2 separate regions of the Homo sapiens genome follow, and region 2 is linked to region 1. Evidence: chromatin loops called from intact Hi-C (ENCODE). Cell type or tissue: Caco-2. All regions are shown on one strand. Links, peaks and the distances in the headings refer to the core of each region. The heading gives the core; the rest is flanking DNA.

Evidence for each region. Hi-C counts contacts between places; a loop is a spot of excess contacts. Peaks named below come from ENCODE experiments on the same cell type or tissue, not always from the same donor. Only the 100,000 strongest peaks of a DNase experiment are listed, where the experiment ranks them.
Region 2: a loop joins it to region 1, with 4 times the contacts of the local background. A loop is called at or near these places in 3 of 110 quality-filtered maps.

Annotation. Positions count from the first base shown.
Region 1 is chr14:71,331,905-71,342,261 of GRCh38, reverse strand. The region is part of intron 2 of SIPA1L1 (signal induced proliferation associated 1 like 1); the gene reads right to left. Among named protein-coding and RNA genes, the nearest start is that of SIPA1L1-AS1, 15 kb to the right of the region's middle. In Caco-2, for the core only: no CTCF peak of the experiment used is centred there; DNase peaks (open chromatin) are centred at 3,831 and 5,281.
Region 2 is chr14:71,683,537-71,693,893 of GRCh38, reverse strand. SIPA1L1 (signal induced proliferation associated 1 like 1) reads right to left here. Exons shown (of 24, transcript NM_001386936.1): 13 at 8,263-8,532. Among named protein-coding and RNA genes, the nearest start is that of RGS6, 240 kb to the left of the region's middle. In Caco-2, for the core only: no CTCF peak of the experiment used is centred there; a DNase peak (open chromatin) is centred at 5,203.

The sequences.
Region 1 (10,357 bases), core at 1,283-9,282:
CCCAAAAATGCAGGTGGATCATTTGAATCCAGGAATTTGAGACCAGCCTGGGCAACAAGGCAAAACCCCATCTCTACAAAAAATATAAAAATTAGCCAGGTATGGTGGGGCACAACAACAGTTCTAGCTACTCGGGAGGCTGAAATGGGAGAATCACTTTAACCCAGGAGGCAGAGGTTGCAGTAAGCAGAGATGATACCACTGCACTCCAGCCTGGGCAACAAAGTGAGACCCTGTCTCCAAAAAAAAAGAAGAGAAGAGCAAGTCATTCTACTGAAAAGACACATACACTCACACGTTCCTCACAACACTATTCACAACAGCAAAGACATGGAATCAAAGGAGGTGTTCATCAACAGTGGGTTGGATAAAGAAAATATGGTACATATACACCACAGAACACTATGCAGCCACAAAAAAAGAGTAAAATCATGTCCTGTGCATCAACATGGATACAGCTGGAGGCCGTTATTCTAAGCAAATTAAAGCAGGAAAAGAAAAAGCAAATACCACATGTTCTCACTTATAATTGGGAGCTAAACGCTGGGTACTCACGGACATAAGAATGGCAATAATAGACACTGGAACTACTAGAGAGGGGAGAGAGAGAGGGAGGGATGAGTTGAAAAACTAACTGTTGGGTACGATGCTCAGTACCTGCATAACGAGATTATTAGAAGCCCAAACCTCAGCATCACACAACATACCCACGTAACAAACCTGCACCTGTACCACTGAATCTAAAACAAAAGTTGGGGAGAAAAAAATCTGTATATTTCTAATATGCCTCCAGCCTCTTAAAAGACATGTATTTCAAAACAAAGCAGATGCTGACTTGATGACAGCCCGATAATTTTAGGGCAATAGGCAGAAGTCAAGGACAAGATGACAATTGCACAATCCATGCTGCAAGATGAAAAAGAAAGCATTTCACCCCAAAAAATAAATGTCTCAAGCTTCCTGTCTTGCTCAAGTTGGGAAGTAACGTGAAGATGTTCTTACTAGAAAAAACTCTGTGGTTATTACAAACTTAGTGAAGATTTACATTTATTTCACCTAACTATATATATTCACATTTCACCTAGCTATTCATATTAAAAGCATCTGCAATCCCGGGCCTTGGACTTCCCTCGGCAGGTGTCAGCCCACTGTGGAAGTTGCTCCCCACATCTCAGTAAGTTCTGTTGGCCAGAAAGGACATTCAATGACAAGCACTACTTTAAATACACTATCCATGACTTTTCTCTAGGTGTCAGAGATACTAGTACATCTTCACCTCCTGAAAGTTCACTTATATACCACTTAACTTTTATTTCTTTTTTTGAGACGGAGTCTCGCTCTGTTGTCCAGGCTGGAGTGCAGTGGTGCAACCACAGCTCACTGCAGCCTCTGCCTCCCGGGTTCAAGCAAGTCTCCTGCCTCAGCCTCCTGAAAAGCTGGGACTACAGGCATGCACCACCATGCCTGGCTAATTTTTTGTATTTTTTTAGTAGAGATGGGGTTTCGCCACGTTGGCCAGGATGGTAACTCCTGACCTCAGGTAACATCAAATTTTTCTCAGTAAAGCCTACAATAGGAAGAAATGAGGGAAAGAAAAAGAAATGGTATTAACTCTTATGCAAACCACGCCTGAGTCTCCTCAGGTAAACAGGAGAGCATCAGAAAGTTAGGGGAGCATCGGAAAACTAGGGGAGCATCGGAAAGCTAGGGAAGCAACTGAAAGCTAGACAAGTTATTTAGCCTTTCTCAGTTTCCTTACATCTGTTAAATGTTGATAATACCTATTTTTCAGGAATTTCATGAGGATAAAATGAGATGGAATAAGTAAAGAACCTAACACAGAATGAATTCACTGGTGTTGTTCAGCAAAAGATATTTATGGTCATTACTAACTGGGCACTAGGGCCGACACCGTGACAGGCCAAAGTCCTACAACAGATAAGAAAAAGAAACCACCAAATGGGTCACACACCAACTCTGTGAAATCCAGATCATTGTTAAAGATACGAAAAAAAAAACAGTCCCTGACTTTCCATTTGGGCACAACATGAATGAATAATAAACCATATACCATGCTTAAAACTATAGTAGCAAGATCAGCCTTTCATTGGAGAAACAGATGAAAATCTTTTATTATCAGTACAGCATAGTGTTTAAAACGAATTATAAGTTTAACAGGGTGGTGGTCATAGCTACCTATTATAAGCAGACAGGCTTTCTGGCATTCCCAACAAAATATGCTTTATGCACACAGCCAAAATATGACTGCAATTACTCTGGTCCCAACAGATGACTGCATTAGATAACGCCTCAACTCAGTAGCTGCTACAATCTATGTTAAGAGAAGCAGAAATTCTGTAACAGGAACTCAATATCCTGGCTCCCACAGAGTCCTAATGTCTATCTCACAGGCTTGTTTATAAAGATTAGCAATAATGTGACACAAAGTGCCTGACACAGTGGTTACTCAATAAATGATAGCTGACATTAATTACCAGGAAGCAACAAAATCTAAAGCCAGAACCTGCCATGAAACAAATGAAGATAGAGTGGCTCCTTCTCAACCAAGACATTAAGTTGTATGAAAACACTTGGATAGGCCTGGCACGGTGGCTCACGCCTATAATCCCAGCACTTTTACAGGCTGAGGCAGGCGGATTACCTGAGGTCCGGAGTTTAAGACCAGCCTGGCCAACATGGTGAAACCCTGTCTCTACTAAAAATACAAAAAATTAGCCGGGTGAAGTGGTGAGTGCCTGTAATCCCAGCTACTCGGGAGGCTGAGGCAGGAGAATCACTTGAACCCAGGAGGCGGAGGTTGCGGTGAGCCGAGATCATGCCACTGCACTCCAGCCTGGCCTACAGAGCGAGACTTTGTCCCAAAAAAAAAAAAAAGAAAGAAAGAAAAGTAAAGAAAACACTTAGATAAAGAACATAGTACTAAGCCCTACCACAAGGAGGGCTTGTCAGTAAACATCGGGTTAATCATCTTGCCAGTCAAGAAGGAATCCCAAAGTGCCCATTCCTCTGGGGCAAATAAAGAACCATGAAAAAAAGAGAAATGGTCTCTATCCTCAGAGAATCTATACCTACCTGAGGAGAAATCACATGGTTTCAGCTCTCTGTCTGCATTACTCCCTTGACTCTATGCTCCATGAAGGCAAAAACCAAAAACTTTATATTGCCATATAATACAGGCACTCAATAAATATCTGGTAATCTGGCCATGCACAGTGGCTCACACCTGTAATCCCAGCACTTTGGGAGGCCAAGGCAGGCAGATCACTTGAGGTTGGGAGTTCAAGACCAGCCTGGCCAACATGGTGAAACGCCATCTCTGCTAAAAATACAAAAAGAAGCCGGGTGTGGTGGTGCACACCTGTAATCCTAGCTACTCGGGAAGCTGAGGAAGGAGAATTGCTTGAACCCAGGAGGCGGAGGTTGCAGTGAGCCGAGATCACACCATTGCACTCCAGCCTAGGCAACAAAGTGAGACTCTGTCTCAAAAAATAATAATAATAAATAAAAATAAAATAAATAAAAATCTAGTAACCAAATGAGCCTCATAGGATCTCAGGACTAAAAGAGCCACCTAATTCAAAACTTTCCAAGCCTGGCTTCACAGACTGCTCAACCTAAACTCTCAAGGTGGAGGCTGAGAATCTGTGTATTTAAATGCCCCCGGATGACTGTGACACTCGAGACAGATAATCACTAGTGTAACTGAGCCCATGTGAATCATGTGAACGCCCTTTACAATGACCCTGTCCAGAAATGATCCAGCCTTATGCATTAGGGCCTCCAACGATGGGACACAGCCTATCACAACTGCAAGCACCTGGACCAGCAAAGTCCTTTCTAATGTTTACTCAAATATCTGTATTTACTCTACTCATTGGTTCTGTCCTGTGAGGCCTGAGAAGACAAAAGGTAACCTCTCCTCCTTCCACTTGATGGACTTTTGACTCCTGCGACAAAGGATGATGCCCCTCTGAGTTTTCTCCAGGCTAAACACCCTTGATGAACTATGCATTAATCATTAAGTGCTAGGCTCTTTAAGTGCGCAACACAATACAACAACATGTCAGAGAAGGGAGAAATCAGGGTGTGTTATGGTAACCAGCAAGACATCAATGAAGAAGGTGGGTCTTGAAGGATGAGAAAGACAGGGATAAAACTAGTGTTCAGGGGCTGGTGCCCAGAGGGAAAAGGGAGACAAGATACTGATAAGGAGTACCATATGCAGGGAAGGGTATAAGAGTGATAAAGCAACAAATGAGGAAATTAGTAGATTTCACATACATTTTTCTTTTTTTAAGACATGGTCTCACTCTGCTGCCCAGGCTGGAGTGCAGTGGCACTATCTCTGCTCACTGCAGCCTCGACCTCCTGGCCTCATGCGATCCTCCCATCTCAGCCTCCTGAACAGCTGGGACTACAGGCATGCATCACCATGCCTAGCTTATTTTTTGTAGAGACAGGATTTCACCATGTTGCCCAGGCTGGTCTCCAACTCCTAGGCTCAAGTGAACCATCCATCTCAGCCTCTGATACGGTTTGGCTGTGTCCCCACCCAAATCTCATCTTGAATTGTAGCTCCCATAATTCCCACGTGTCATGGGAGGGAGCCGGTGGGAGATAATTGAATCATGGATGCTGGTCTTTTCCATGCTGTTCTTGTGATAGTGAATAAGTCTCATGAGATCTGATGGTTTTATAAAGAGGAGTTCTCCAGGACATGCTCTCTTGCCTGCTGCCATGTAAGACGTAACTTTGCTACTCATCTGCCTTCTGCCATGATTGTGAGGCTTCCCCAGCCATGTGGAACTGTGAGTCCATTAAGCCTCTTTCCTTTATAAATTACCCAGTCTCAAGTATGTCTTTATTAGCAGTGTGAGAAGAGACTGATACAGCCTCCCAAAGTGCTGAGATTACAAGTGTGAACCACCGCACCTGGCCTCCATACTTTTTGAATTAAATATAACTAAAACTGAAAACGAACTGAAGATTTTTCGAAAATCAGAATAGGACGGAAGAGGACAGAGCAAAGTCCTAGCATAGGAAGGCAGAGACATAGTCTGGTAGAGGCCAAAAATGGAGAGACCAAATAGGAATGTCGTAAAAGCAAGCAGGAAAGTATGACTTTGATGTAGCAAAGTATTAGAGCCACTTGAGTTCCTCCAGGGTGGCACATGTAACTAAGTGGTCCCTTAGAAAGAATGATCAGACAAGATGGCCTGGAGAATGGGACAGCGGGAGTCAAACGGGTCAGAAAGGAGGCCTAAGCCTAGATACAGCCGCTTAGATACAGGGGTCAAGGTCCACTCTAAGACAGTGACAATAAAACTAAGAGCAAAAGCTAAAAAAATCAATTCAAAGGGAAAAAAATGATAAAGCTTGGTCACAGATCAGAGCAAAAGTAAAAGAAAGGGAAGAATCAGAAACGACTTCTAAGAGCTGCAAGAAATTCGAGGGAAAAACAGGATAATACTCTGGAAAGGTGCGGTAAAACAATTACGCAATCACATGTACTGAATGCACTGGTGGATTAGTACTAGGGTGGTTTTATTTTATGAAAGCTTCAAAGTTCACTCCCTGTTCTACAAACACACTTAGTAACTGGTCGTTTTGCTATTTTCTCTGGTCCCAGCACAGGTTGTAGTTTCTGTGTCAGCAGACAGGGAATATTTGGTTTTGAATCCTTAAATCTGTAACATTACCACCAAAGTTAAAGCGCTTGCAAAAAATGTGCTTTGACAGAGCTAGGTGAAAGAAGCCAGTCACAAAACACAAAATATTGTATGATCCCATTTATATGAAACACATAGAAGAGGCAAATCTATAAAGACAGAAAGTAGGTTAGTGGTAGCCTAGGGCTAGGGTCGGAGAGGAGGGGTGCGGCTGGAAAGAAATGGGGGGTGACTGCAAATGGGCTTGGAGTTTCTTTGCGGGGTAATGAAAATGTTCTAAAATTGTTTATAGAGATAGCTGCAGAACTGTATGAATATACTAAGAACTACTGACTTTTTAATTTAAATAGAGAATTATAACTCAATAAAGTTGTTATTTAAAAAAACTTTAGGAGTACATAAATAATTACTGCAACCTCAGACGCTCAGCATCTCTCCAATAAAAGCAACTATTGCACTTAAGTTCAAATAAATAGCCATCAGACAATTTGGAAAGCCTAAAAGATACTTTAGGAAGACTAAGACAGTCATGTTCCTTCTAGGGGGAAAAATTAAGCATGAAAAAGATACAGATTTAAACATATAGATCCCCTTTAAATTAGTTGTTACAATTGACCAAAATTTTCTAATATGTACTTAAAAAGGAAAGACAAGGTTTGAGGTTTCTCTTCAACAATTATGAACAATTATGTCAAGTAATATACTGGGTACCTATGGTTCAGTTTCTTAGAGGCTGAAACAAAATAATGTACAGTAAGCCAATTCAATGAAAAGCAAAAGACTATGTAACTTAACAATTATTAAGCGGATGGGTAAACCTATTTTATAAATCTGAAGACCTAACAAAAACCCTCATGTAGAGAGAGGTCCTTTTGCTCAAAACATATAAGAAAACTATCCAAAATAACTTCTGCCCCCATGATATCTCCTGAAAAACATGGTTCCTACCTCCCTGAGGCCTTCATTATTAAAGCGATTACCATTCTCTTTCCACTGAACACTTAGAATGCTTACTTAGATGGTATTCCAACGGTTACCATACTTACTTAGATGGCAGTCATCAAGTTATATTCACTGCATGTGTCAGGACCTTTCTAAATCAGAGGACCTGCAATGGGCGCACACTGCTGATGCCCAGTGGAACCTTGCTGACTGATAATCAAACGAGGACAGCAGTGAAGAGTGATAGTGTTTCTGTTCAAAACTGCTTGTGGATTAGAAGAACCCAAAACCACCACATCTGTTGGCTAAAGACATTTTTTTTTCTTTTGAGACACAGTCTCACTCTGTCGCCCAGGGTAGAGTGCAGTGGCACGATCTTGGCTCACTGCAAGCTCCGCCTCCTGGGTTCACACTCCATTCTCCTACCTCAGCCTGCCAAGTAGCTGGAACTACAGGCGCCCACTACCACGCCCGGCTAATTTTTTGTATTTTTGGTAGAGACGGGGTTTCTCCGTGCTAGCCAGGATGGTCTTGATCTCCTGAGCTCGTGATCCGCCCGCCTCAGCCTCCCAAAGCGCTTGGGATTACAGGCGTGAGCCACCACGCCCAGCCAAGACATTCTTAAAGGAACAATCAACTGGTAGGAAAGTATAGATTATAAAAGTACTACATTTCAAATATATAACTATTTACTACTACCTCTAATGACAGACATTTAATAAATTCAAAATGACACTGATAAAAATACAAGACTGATGCTTTCAACATGGTGGATCCTAAGCAAATTTTAATTCAATAGATTCAAATACATACTTAATGTATTTCACCTGCCTGAAAAAAAGTAAAGCAGTCAAAAAAACTAGAATATATAAGTTTTCTGAATCAAGAAACATGAAGAGCGGTCTCCCAAAATCATCTGACCTATTAGACCCTATCTGTTAATGGATTCAAGTTATGGAAAAAGCCTAAAATAAAGAATTTGAGAAAGATAAGAGCCATTTTTCTACTACAATACCCTCCCACCTAAATAAATTACTTTGGCCCAAAGCTATGTTTATTAAGAGGCAAGTCTGGTACCACACTCTCAAGTATGGTTCTACACAAAATGAAGCCCTCTGACACCCTGGAGATAACTGAAATACATACATACCAAGTTCTCCCAGAAGCTGCCCAGGAATTGCAGGAGGGATCAAAGAGAAAGCTTTCACATCTACTGGGAAAGAAACCAGGCTTTGGAGGGCATATGCTAACTTTCCACAATACAATGTGGCCTATGAGTTAAATAGTGCAAAGGAGACCACAAAGGACACAAGATGGTAGCCAGTCTACTTTCCAGAAATAATGTAAGACACAGCTTTACAAGTTTTAACTTTTTTTTTCTCATTTGATCTCAAGAATTCTGAGAAGGGCAGACACTCTCCCCATTTCACAGATGAGAAAACTAAAGCTCATGAAGACTGACAGACCTGCCCAGCTGCCTACCTGACTGCTCCACTTGGCAAGTCAACTTGCATCTCATACCCAACATGCACAGATCAACTCTTAATACCACACCCAAACTTGCTCCTCTAGGCATCTCCATTTCAATAAATGGCATCCCCATTATTCCAGCTGCTCAGGCTAAACACCTCGGTGTCATCCTTGAGTATACTCTTTGTCACACTCCACATCATCTCACCCACCAGTGAATCATTTTAGCCCCATTTGAGATATATCCAGAAACCACTCACTTCTCATCACCTCCACAGCTGCTATCATATCTCACCTATAGAGCATTGCTAGAAACCTCTAACATCCCCCTATTTCCACCTTTGCACTCCTCCCCATTCTATTCCCCTACACAACAGAGTGTCACTCTTTAAAGATGTCAGACCAAAACCCTTTGTACAAAACCCTCCAGTGGCTTCCCATCTCACTCAGAGTTGTTTATTGATGTATCCCTAGGATGAGAACGTATCTGCCACCTACAAAATGCATAATGATACTGCTGATTAGTAAATGAAAGACAGCCAAAGTCACACAACTAGTATGTAGTAAAGCCAGGACTAGAACAAATCTTCCACTGTTCTTTGGTAACACTGAAACCAGATTTACGAAAAGCAACAATCGACATGGGAGGAAATTCTTACATTTTACTTTGCATAACTGAATCTTTTCATGTATAGTCAATACTATGTTGAATTTCCAACAAGTTAAAATGAAAATATCACTTTATAAAGCCATGAAATCTCACACTAGGAACTCTGAATATTACTTTTTTGGCAGCATGAGCAAATACCTGCTTAATTATCACAGTAATGGCACTCAGATCTTCAGTGTGACTGTTCTGCATTCAGTGACATGATGTTACCATTATCCCAAGACGACTACACATAAAAGATGACCATAGTCTAAAAGATTCAGAACCAAGCACCTAGAAGAGGTAACAAGCATTTCCAAATCTCCTACACACACATTATACCAATCATCTGAAACAGGCATTAAGTTTCCAGGGTGCTACCTGTAACAACAGAAAGGTTAGATTCAGAACTGTCTACTACCAAAATTAAAAAGAAAAACTCTGAGCTGAGTTTAAATGTTGATTGGTTTCAGCTCAGAATGAACTAACACTAAAATTATCCACCATTATAGAATTTTCTCACTAAAATATTTTAGAGTTAAAAACAAATACTCTAAATTTCTTTCTTCAGTTCTTTCAAAAATATTTCTACTATCTATAAAAAGGCCTAAATCTTACTAAATCATAGTAATAAATTTATAGAATTTTTACAGTAGGTCTTAAAGAAAACTGAATTCAACCCTCAATTTTCTCCCTTTTACAAGGATTATTTGATACATAACAGGTAAACAATGAAGACTTATTAAGTGAATGAAGAAATGAATGAATGAATGAAGATGCAGAAGGGTTATATGACTCTTCAAAGCTCCAGCAATCAATATCAAACCCAGGACTAGTCATAACTAGCTTTCCAGATTCTTTTGGGGTGGGTGTGGGAGTAGAAGAAACCAAGATTTAAAAACCCTATCTGGGTCCTCAGGAAAATCTTAACCAAAAGGCATTACAGCCAGTTTCCTTTGGTACTCTTTCTTAGAAAAGCACTTGATAAAATAAATTTTGCCAAGATATATCTCCTTGGAAACCAAAATGCAGTTGACTGTTTATTTCTCTCTATATATATAAATAATATTTAATATAGGACCATAAACAACTGCAATTGTTTTTGCACCAAAACAGGTGGCCTTTGACTAAAAGAAAAATCCAACTAGAGGAGAGGAACAGAACATTGACAAGGGCCACATAAGTCACTAGAAGAGTATCAGCTATACAAGGACAGGAACCATGTATCCTGTTTACCAGCAGCAGCCACCAGTCCCTGGCATATAATGGGATTCAATAAACACTTACAGGAAAAGTGAATAAATTACTCCTTAGAGACCCACCTATGCAAACAAAAATTCATATGGTCACCATTCAAATACCTTGCAGATACAAATTCATTTGGTCACTAATAAACAAATCTTTATGGTAGGCCTACTACATACAAGCATACTACATTATTCCTCCATGGAAATTCTACCAAATGTCCCTTCAAATAATATACTCAACCAAAATTATCCCCATCATTGTATTAAGATGATGAGAAAATATTTCTTAAGTAGCCGAAATTTGTTCCTATAGCAGCCACTAAATTTGCTGTTCTGGCTTCAATCTTTTGCCTTCAATT
Region 2 (10,357 bases), core at 1,611-9,610, 350 kb before region 1:
CAGCAGCAGTGATGGACAAATTAAATGCTTGAGTCCATAATTAAGCACAGCATTTTACCACAACTTAGCAATTGCTATCCAACCAGGGAACAGGACCAAGTTAAAGTCTTCTGTCTTCAGCCATGTATATCAACTAGGATTCTTCCAAAATTATGTAAAAAAAAAAAAAAAGAAAAGAAAAAAGAAAAATCTCTACAACAATTCAAGGTGATGTAATTTGGGTGCTATAACCGGAGTAGTTTGAACAAGTTGTGTTCAACTTCAAGCAACTCGTGCCTGTCTTTTCATCACTTCCTGTTGTGTACTTTGTGAACAGAGTTACTGCTGGCTTTCTAACCACATAATTCATACCAGCTGTTCAGACTAGATCATGGGAATCCTGTTCTTTTTTTTTTGAGACGGAGTCTTGCTCTGTCTCCCAGGCTGGAGTGCAGTGGTGTGATCTCGGCTCACTGCGATCTCCTCCTCCCAGGTTCAAGTGATTCTTCTGCCTCACCCTCCCGTGTAGCTGGGATTACAGGCACCCGCCACCACACCCAGCTAATTATTGTGTTTTTAGTAGACAGGCTTTCGCCATGTTGGCCAAGCTGGTCTCCTGACCTCAGGTGATCCACTTGCCTCGACCTCCCCAAGGGCAGGGATTACCAGTGTGAGCCACAGCAGTTGGCCCCAAAATCCAAAACTTTTTGAGCGCCAATATAACATTCAAATGAAATGCTCATTGGAGCATTCTGGATTTCAAATTTGGGATGCTCAACCAATAGGATCAATGCAAATATGCGCAAAATTAAAAAAAAATTGAAATTTGAAACATTTCTGGTTCAAGCATTTTGGGTAAGGGATGCTGAACCTGTATTACCCTAATTAATCTTCACAGACTCTAAGAGGTGGGGCTGTGACCTACTTGAGTCATGGGGATGTTAAAGTGCAGAAGGACAGGACCTTGCCCACTGCCACACACTCCCAGTAGCGTAGGCAGGATGCAAATCATGGCCCCTGGACAGCACAGCCTACCCTCCTGGTGCTTCTAGGAATTTCCAGGCAGGTCACACTAATACACAGGTGGCCCTGCAGAGAGGAAGCCGTTATGGAAACATTTCCCTAGGGTGAGTGCAGAATAGCTACTTTCGAGGCCCAAGGAATGATGAGTAAGTAACTGAAGAGCTGGAGCTGGACACAGTACTGGAGCATTCTCCTCCCATTCCTGGGCCACTCTGGAGTTTGTAAACGATGGGGAACTGGGAGGTGTGCCAAGCTGAAGCCATTGTGCCCATTTCCTGAATGCCTGAATAGGAACCACTGTTGCAGTATCATCTAAAAATGTGAACTTGCAAATCACATCAACTCTAATCCTGACATGGATGCCAGAGTACGCTGTTTCCTGCAAGGAGTGGAAAACAGGAGCCTTCAGAGTCCGGTCACTTTAAGTCAAATGCGGCCCTCTGCTTTTCTCCCTTGTCTTGGCTGACAAATACACCACCAGAATTCAGTTCCAACTAAAACCTTTTGAAGGAGTCAATCAAGATCTTGCATTTCACTTTGAGTCAATTTTAGAAAAGCTCTACCAGCAATATACTTTTAAAATGAAGTATTCTAAACTTAGTCAACAAAAACCAAATAATTCTACTTATATCTATGTTTAATGCTATAGCTTTATCAGACTATCAAGTGCTTTGCCTTTACCTATCATCTAATTTTTATAAAAGGAAATTGGTTTATTTTCTCCAAGATAGATTAAATTCTGTCCCCAGTTACTTAAATAAGCCCTTTTGTTATTAAAGGGTCATTACCACAAATGGAAAGTAGAGGAAACTCTTCGTGTGGAAAGCTGGACTACCATGTGAAGTGTAGACACACTAAGTTGAGGAAACTCTTCTTAAAAAAAGCATTGGGAGCCTATTAAATGCCAGAGTCTGTGGCTGGTATTTGGAATACAAAGATGAATAAGACAGGCTAAGTTTAAAGAAATGGACAAATAACATTAAAGCGAAGTTTCATAAATTTTGTGAGTGAAGAAGCCATGTGGTGGTAAGAACATTCCTAGTGAGGCAATTAAGGTAGAAATGGGAGGAGAGTGTTTTGGGGAAATTAAAGGCGACTTGTCAGAGGAGCAGGCATGGCAAGACTTCAGCAGTCAAAAGAAGGAGTGGAAGGTGCACCAAGTAGAGGAGCTCCTAAAAAGGCATCAAGGGGAACATAGTGCTTGCAGAGGAGAGAGCCACTCCCATGCCTAGGGATGGGGGTGGTGACGATGATAGGGGAAAAGGGAAAGGCAAGTCCACATAGACAAACTTTTTGGGAGGGACAGGGTCTCACTCTGTTACCCCGGCTGAAGTGCAGTGGCGTGATCACGGCTCACTGCAGCCTCAAATGCCCAGGCTCAGGTGATCCTCCCACTCAGCCTCCCAAGTAGCTGAGACTACAGGCATGTGCCACCACACCTGGCTAATTTTTTTTTATTTTTTGTAGATACGGGGTCTCACTATGTTGCCCAGGCTGGTCTTGAACTCCTAGACTCAAGCCATGCACCAGCCTTGGCCTCCCAAAGTGGTGGGATTATAGGCATAAACCACAGCACCCAGCCAACACAGGCAAACTTGCTGGTGAGTTGGACTTGATCCTGAAGGCTGTGTGGAACTATGGAAGGGCTATAATGAAAAGGCACAGCCTGAGGAGTATATCCATTTTTATTAGGTCATCCTTCCAGTGGGAGGCTGGTAATCATACCTAGAGGCTGTTGGCAACAGTTTAGGTAAGCAAAAGAAACTTAGTGCGAAATGAGAACTTCTCAGGCAATGGCAGGAACATGTGTGGAGATGGGATGATAGTGCTGAGGGGAAGTTGATAACGAATCCTACTTCTGCTCTGGATACTCAGGTAGATGGCAAAGCCATCCACCAAGGTGGGTAACACACGAGACGGAAGAGGCAGAAGGAGGGGCAGGTGTGAAGGTCAAGTCAGCTTGAACTTGTGAATGTGAGACACTTTCATGCCTTTCAAGTGCATATGTTCAGTAGGTAGTCAGGAATATGAAAAGTGAAAAAGAGACCAAGGCAAAACAGATCAGCTAAGGAACTGCCCACATACAGATGACAGTTGAGGTTGCTCAAGTGGATGAACCTTCTAGAAGAATTGCACAGTGTGGGATTCAAATAAAAATGAGGAAGAAGTGGGGAACACAAATTTCAGGGTGATGAGATAGGCGCAAAGAGCTGACGATACAAAAAAAATCAGGAATACCTTTTGGAAGACAAGGAAATGTAATTTGAAGAAGGAGGGAGTAGTGAATGGTATCAAATAAGCTAAGGACCTAACACCATCCAGAAGCTTTAGAAATGTAGAAGTTAGCTGGGTGCAGTGGCTCTCACCTGTGATCCCAGCACTTTGGGAGGCTGAGGAGGGAGGATCACTTGAGGCTAAGAGTTTACAACTAGTCTGGGCAACAGAGTGAGACACTGTCTCTATAAAAAAAATCATTTCAAAACATAAGCTGGGTGTGGTGTGGCGTGCACCTGCAGTACTAGTTACTCAGCAGATTGAGGTGGGAGGATGGCTTGAACCCAGGAGTTTGAGTTTACAGTGAGCTAAGATCAATGCCACTGCGACAGAGTGAGACCCTGTCACAAAAAAAAAATAATTAAAGAAATGAAAAGAAATATGGAAGTCAATGGGCAATGGGGACCTAGCTGGAGCATTCCCAGTGAAGTTCAAAAGTCCCATGATTTCAGGATCCTCATGGCAAGGCACGAAGCTGTGATGGAGGGGGCCAGTATTTGGAAAGCACAAGTCTGAGGCTTCTAACCACAGCTAATATTCTAAACAAAAGAAGAGTAAACATTAAATGGTGCTTGTTTTGTTTGAAAGCAGAAAATGACACAGTGGAAGATTAGCTTAGATCCTGTATGATATAACAAACTTAAAAAGTATTTCCTTAAAAATCAAGACTGAATGGTCACGTGACTATTATGCTCTCTGAGAGGAGAACTCTTTTAAGTTTGTTTCCACCATATTCACACCCTATATGGTGCTGGTGTCTGTAAGGAAGGAGGGAGGGAGGCTGCAGACGCAGCTGCCATAACTGCGTGAACAAAAAAGGCCCCCCATCCAGCTTCTTAAGAGTTAAGTGCAGGGGTCTCAAGGGGAGTAACAATGACATCCAGGTAAAACTCAGAAGTACCAAGTGTTCAGTGAGCTCTAACATCAAATATTTACATAAAGGCTGGTAATACCAGCCTAAAAAAAGGAGAAAAGAAAATCATTTTACATGCTAAGATGTCTGTTGTTTATCCAAAGCCCCTCAAATAGCTCAACTTTTATAAGCATATTAACACAGATCAGGGTTTTATTGCTGATCCCGCATTATGTTTAAACACAGTAATGTATCAAGTTCAGCGTGCCACAGCCAGCAATTTTTATTTCAATCCTACCCTTAAGCTCTAGGTAAATTTGAGGCCAAAATAGTGACCGTATCATATTACCTATTTCTGTTGAACGAATGTTAATTGTTAATAACTACTACTCTCACAAATACTGTAAAATTCTGTAATCAGAAAGCCACCTGGAGAGCATAAAACTCATATATTTAAACCAAATAGAAATTAGACTTTATTCTATTTAGATGCCAAATGGATTATCAATTCTTACTGTGTCAGTTTCTCTTAACTATGTATAAAGAACATCATCCAACTAAAGAATTTTTATTAAAACTCAAAACACCAACATTTTTATGTCATAAAAATCCTGACCTTGATATTAAAGGAAAAATATTATGCAGATTTATTTTTTTTGTTCCTAATGACCTTTAAGTCTGGGATACTACATACAAATTAAAGAAAAACTATGCTTCTACAAGCAGTAAATTAGTGTTTTCACCCAAAATGGACTGTGTTGGATCCATCCATGGTTACTTAAGTGGGCAGATTTGGGGAGCACTGGAGGAGTAGACTTGAGATGGCTGCTAACTTGAGCTTAAGTATAGCTGGTTTCTCTATGGTTAAACACAATTTCCCTAACCTACAGGAGAAAAAATGAATGGAATGAACAACTGTAAAGCATTCTTTAGTCACAATATTACGCCACACCATTACTGGTAAGGCAAGATTCAAGGTCTGGCAGACCCTGTCATTTATTTTCATGATTTATGATTCCTCTGAAAGGTCCAAATTATACTTGGTGAGTACAAGGTACAAATTGTAAATGGCACTCAGGACGGCGCTGGTATGCAGGGGAGAGTCAGATGGATGAGGGGTGCCCCGGTACTCCTCACTTCTGTATCTCAATAAGGTATTTGTTCTCAGTAGGACTACAAAGGGGATGCTTTAAGTTTTCAGTTATGTTTTACTAAATTTCATGAAGGAAATTATATTCTAAGGTGAACTTTATGCATCTGGGGACTCAAGAAGGACTGAGGAAGTATTTCTGATAAAACTCATGAATCTGCTCTATCCTCAAATATTCCTGGAGTCACAGTAGCAAAACAAACTTTCTCAAACACGAGTAGCCCGTATCCTAAATTCTTTGGACCAGAAATGTTTTGGATTTTGGAAGTTTTTGGATTTTGAAATATTTGCATTACACTTGCAGTTGAGCATCCCTAATCCGAATATCTGAAATCCTCCAATGGGCATTTCCTTTGAGCATCATGTCAGTGCTCAAAACGTTTTAGATTTTGTAGTATTACAGATTTCAGACTTTTGGATTAAGATATTCAATCTATAGTACCTTCTCTTTATGCCTCAAAATTAAAACTTAAAAGATATTTTTTACTAAAAATTAGGAATGATGGGGTAAGAAACTGAACTTTAAATTTTCATAAAAGAAGAATATCCATCCAATTAATTACCATATATTTCAAAATGAAGATGAGCCAAATCATCCTAATATCCTGGAAACTGTAGGACTGAGATCTCACAAGTCATCTAAGCCCTGCATCCTAAGATCTGAAATCCTAGTCTAGTGTACTGAATATATACCAGAGACTAAGGGGGCAGTGAGTAGAGGTTAAATTTTCCTGAAAACCTCGTCAGCCCCACCTATGGCCCTTTCACCTCTGCAGCTTAGAGAGTCACAAGCTACTCTAATGGTCTTCTAGAAGGCGCACTTACTGAGATGCATTTTCCTCTGGGTGGAGTAAAGAAGAAAGGCAGACACAAGTACACACAGAAATTACCTCTAGAACTCAAGGATCTACATCTGGAAAAAATGGAGTTCTGCATTCTCTAGCACTGAAAGCTGCTCCCATCGAAATATGATACTCAGCTACAAAAAATATTTTCCCTTTTGAAGGTCAGTATGACTGGCAAGGAGCTTTAGTTTCTGTTGCAGAAATTAAATTCAACATGGAATCAAAATACATTCTCAAATGGAATATTGTATAAAGGAAATTACACAAAGCCAATTTCACTTGTGAAAGCCTGCTGATTGTTCTGGAGAGAAAGAAAACAGCACTGAGGTGGGGGAAAAGGTCCTTCTCTATACAGTGATTTCCTAGGTTCATCTTTCAAAATGTGGGCCAAATCATGAATTCCAGTTAGCACACACCTCAGAGGCAGCCAAGTCTGGAATGTGTCAAAAAAAGAATTTACTCAGAGGTCTCTTGGATGTTTTCCTCCTCAAAATAAGGAAAGAGAGGAGTCCAGATGGTAATGGGGCCACTATGGGAGAGGAAACTTTTATTGAGATAAATAGCAAGGCTCTGTAAACAGATCTCCAGGATGAAATGAGAAGTTGTAGAAAGATGACTATGTTTTTGGTTTGTCTGTTTTAATTAAATTGTTTGTCTGTTTTTATTAAATTATTTCTACATGGTATCCTAGTAACCTAAAATAGTTAAGTGACAATGTTTTATGCAACAGTTCAAAAGTCAGACTAAGATAAAGACTTCATAGTGTGGTTTCTAAATCTTCCTGCTCTCTGCTTCCAAACTGGAGCGGTGATGATTTACGTGTATCTGGGAACCGTTTTCCTCAGCACCCTGCTCCTGCCAGACCTGGTTCTTGCCACTCAGATGAGTCAGGCTCATGTTTTGGCTTCCACATGGACCCTCCCTTCTCCCCAACACAGTTCCCAGAATACAGACTTCTCCCCAGGTCTAAGGGTTTTCACAACAACATTCTGAGATGTGATTAAGGCAATCCTGAAGAGATGGGGAAAGGACAGTGGATGGACAGAAAGAAGTTGACTTCTAGGCCAGGCGTGGTGGCTCACGCTGTAATCCCAGCTACTTGGGAGGCTGAGACAGGAGACTCGCTTGAACCTGGGAGGCAGAGGTTGCAGTGAGCCGAGATAGCACCACTGCACTCCAGCCTGGATGACAGAGTGAGACTCTGTCTAAAAAAAAGAAAAAAGAAAGAAAAAAAAGAAGTTGATGACTTCTAGCAGACCACTAGCAGATTATTCAATTAAACTGCTTTAGTGTACATGATTTGAGGTAACCAAATTTATAGTGCAATTACTTAAAATCTGTATAGCCAACTTCTATTCCCATTTTGAAAGCACTTAATCTAGTTTAATTTTAGGCCTGGACTCTAGTTCAAAGTGCTGCAGTTTACTCTTAACTCCAGACAAAAGTGCTAGGGCAACCTTGTAAAGGCAGAGTTAACCCACTACCTTTTGGGAGGGAACTCTCTATGGCTTTCAATTTAACAACAACCTTTGGTTTCTTACTTTCTAGGACCCCTCAGTCCCTCTCCCTCTGGCTTACTTTACTCAGGACTAAGTGTTTTAACGTATCTCCACGTATCGTCTTCTCTTCACTATTCTTTCCTATTTTCAGAGTAGTGAAAAATATGTTTGTGTTATACTAGTTTTCCTTCCGCATAATCCTTTATTAATAAAGTGACACAAACATAGTTATTCAACCAAAAACCTGCCTTCTGTTGCTCTTATATCATCATTTCGGAACAAAATGATGAAGACTGTCAAGGATGATATACAGTCACTGTCACCTCAAAGAGTCTGCTAAATTCTAATCCACAGGGCCACTAAGCATGCAGTAACGACGTCTGTTGATAATCACACGGAAATTAAAGAGCAAAGCACAAATACCAGTGTGCAGAGCTGAAGGCTTTGCTAGAATCAATCTCTGTTGATCCTTATGGCTTTGGAACACTACCATGCTTTGAAAGTCACTACGGTATGCACCTCAGTTTAATTCTTTGTTTCTAGTAAAATATGAGAAGGCCTAAAACTAGTGCTTATGGGTCTGTGTTACTTACATTTGGGGCAGAGAGAGATAGAGCAAACCTTTGAAGGCACACTTACCGCCTCTCTAGTGGGCGCCCGTCACTGGAGATGCTTCGAGGGATGTTGGCGGCTCTTTCTGGAGGAGGCATCTTCCCATCTCCTTTTCCAGCATTCAGCCGCGAGGTCATGGGACTCTGCACCTGGGACGGGACTTGAGGTGAATGAGGCCCCTTGCTGGCGTTCCTCTGCCACTTGTTATTATTTCGGAAGGGAAACTTGAATTCGTATGAAACACCTTCATTCATTTTGTACTCCATCACTGGCATGCGGTAGGTTTCAGAGCAACTCCTATTAGGGGCAAGGCACAGGGAGAAACACAATGGATACTGCTTTTTCTTGCTGGTGGAACCACATTGATTCTCATTAACACTTAAAAATGGATCCACAATTTCACCCTCTGTTTCAAACCACCTTTCAATCTTTGGGCCCTAGTACTTATTTTCTTTTCAAAAACCAGAACCCAAGGAAGTATTATAATAGTATTTTCCTTTACTCAATCCCAACTTTTTGAGTGCGAGATATGGAGTCTTTAAAAAACAATGGGACCCACGGACACCCTGGGGGTGGCCAGACTACTGAGACCTGAGGAGGAAAGGCCACCAGGACAGCATGACGGGGGCATACCTGAGAGCATGAAGTCTCAATGGAAGCAAGCGGCTTCACACACCCACCACTGCACACCACAACTGGGTTCTGAAAGGGTGTATGAGCAGCTTCACAACCCGCCACTGCACATCGTGACTGGGCTCCAAAAGGGTGAACGAGCAGCTTCACACACCTGCCATTGTACACCATGACTGGGGCTCCAAAAGGGTATACAAGCAGCTTCACACACCCGCCAATGCATACAGTGACTGAGCTCTGAAAGGGTGTATAAGCAGTTTCACACACCTGCCACTGCACATCTTGACTGGGCTCCAAAAGAGTGTATAAGCAGCTTCACACACTTGCCACTGCACATCGTGACTGGGCTCTGAAACGGTGTACGAGCAGCTTCACACCCCCACCACTGCACACCATGACCAGGCTCTGAAAGGGTGTATGCGCAGCTTCACATTCCCGCCACCGCACATTGCGACTGGGCTCCGAAAGGGTGTACGAGCAGCTTACAGACCATTTCACTTTGGACCAGCGACATCACAAGTGCTGTGTAGCCACATGCCTCCTGTCCTGGACAGTGCAGGCCCAAAGGGCGTCCGGCCAAAGGCCTGGTCTTGACGTGGATGAGGCTGAAGGCGCGGGGAGGGAAGGTGAGACATGGAGATGGGGGGCAAAGTGGAAGGGTTTACATAGTTGGCTGGCAGGAGAATAAGGACAATGGAAGGTGCCACTCTTTCATGACCTTGTCTACATATCTCAGTGTTGACTCCTTACATTTCAAATGTGTATTCCATAATGCATCTTCTCCCCCACCTTCAGTAGAGTTTTTGTTGTTGGAAAGTGCCACTTTTGGAGCATGTGCTCAGAAGGAGCAATGGCGTCTGCTGCCATCCTTACTTGACTCAGTCATAGCCCACGTCTCCAAGGAGTACTTTCTTCTTGGGGTTTCCTTACCAGTCCCCCAAATGTCCCAAAAGCCAAGGGTGACCTTAATCTGACCCTCCGCCCAAGGCTCCACTCTATCCCTTTTATGCTTTAATAGCAATGGCTTTCACACTTTCTGGATGACAACCTAAGACATACATTTCACACTGGGACACAGCACCACCATATATACACACAGATGTGCATCCTTCCTCTCATGTCTTCCATTTTGCTGTATTCTGAATACACTTCATCCAAAAATACACTGGGCACAATGTCCTAAATTGATTTGATGATCTACTTGAGAGTTATGGTCTGCAGTCTGTAAAACATTGTTTTATGGCACATTTGACATTACTTTTAGTAGTTAATGACTGCTATGTCATTAAAACCTTTTCTCTAATAGAACCTTTTCTCTAATATTAACGAATACTACTTTAGGCTCTGATATAATTTCAAGCTTTGATTCTGATATTTATGACAAAAATATGCCACTGCAACCCTTTTTTGGTTGTTCATAGAGGTAATACACTGTGGTATAGTTTAGAGTCTTTCATTTGTGACTACAGCCTTTCGTTTCTGACTAAAT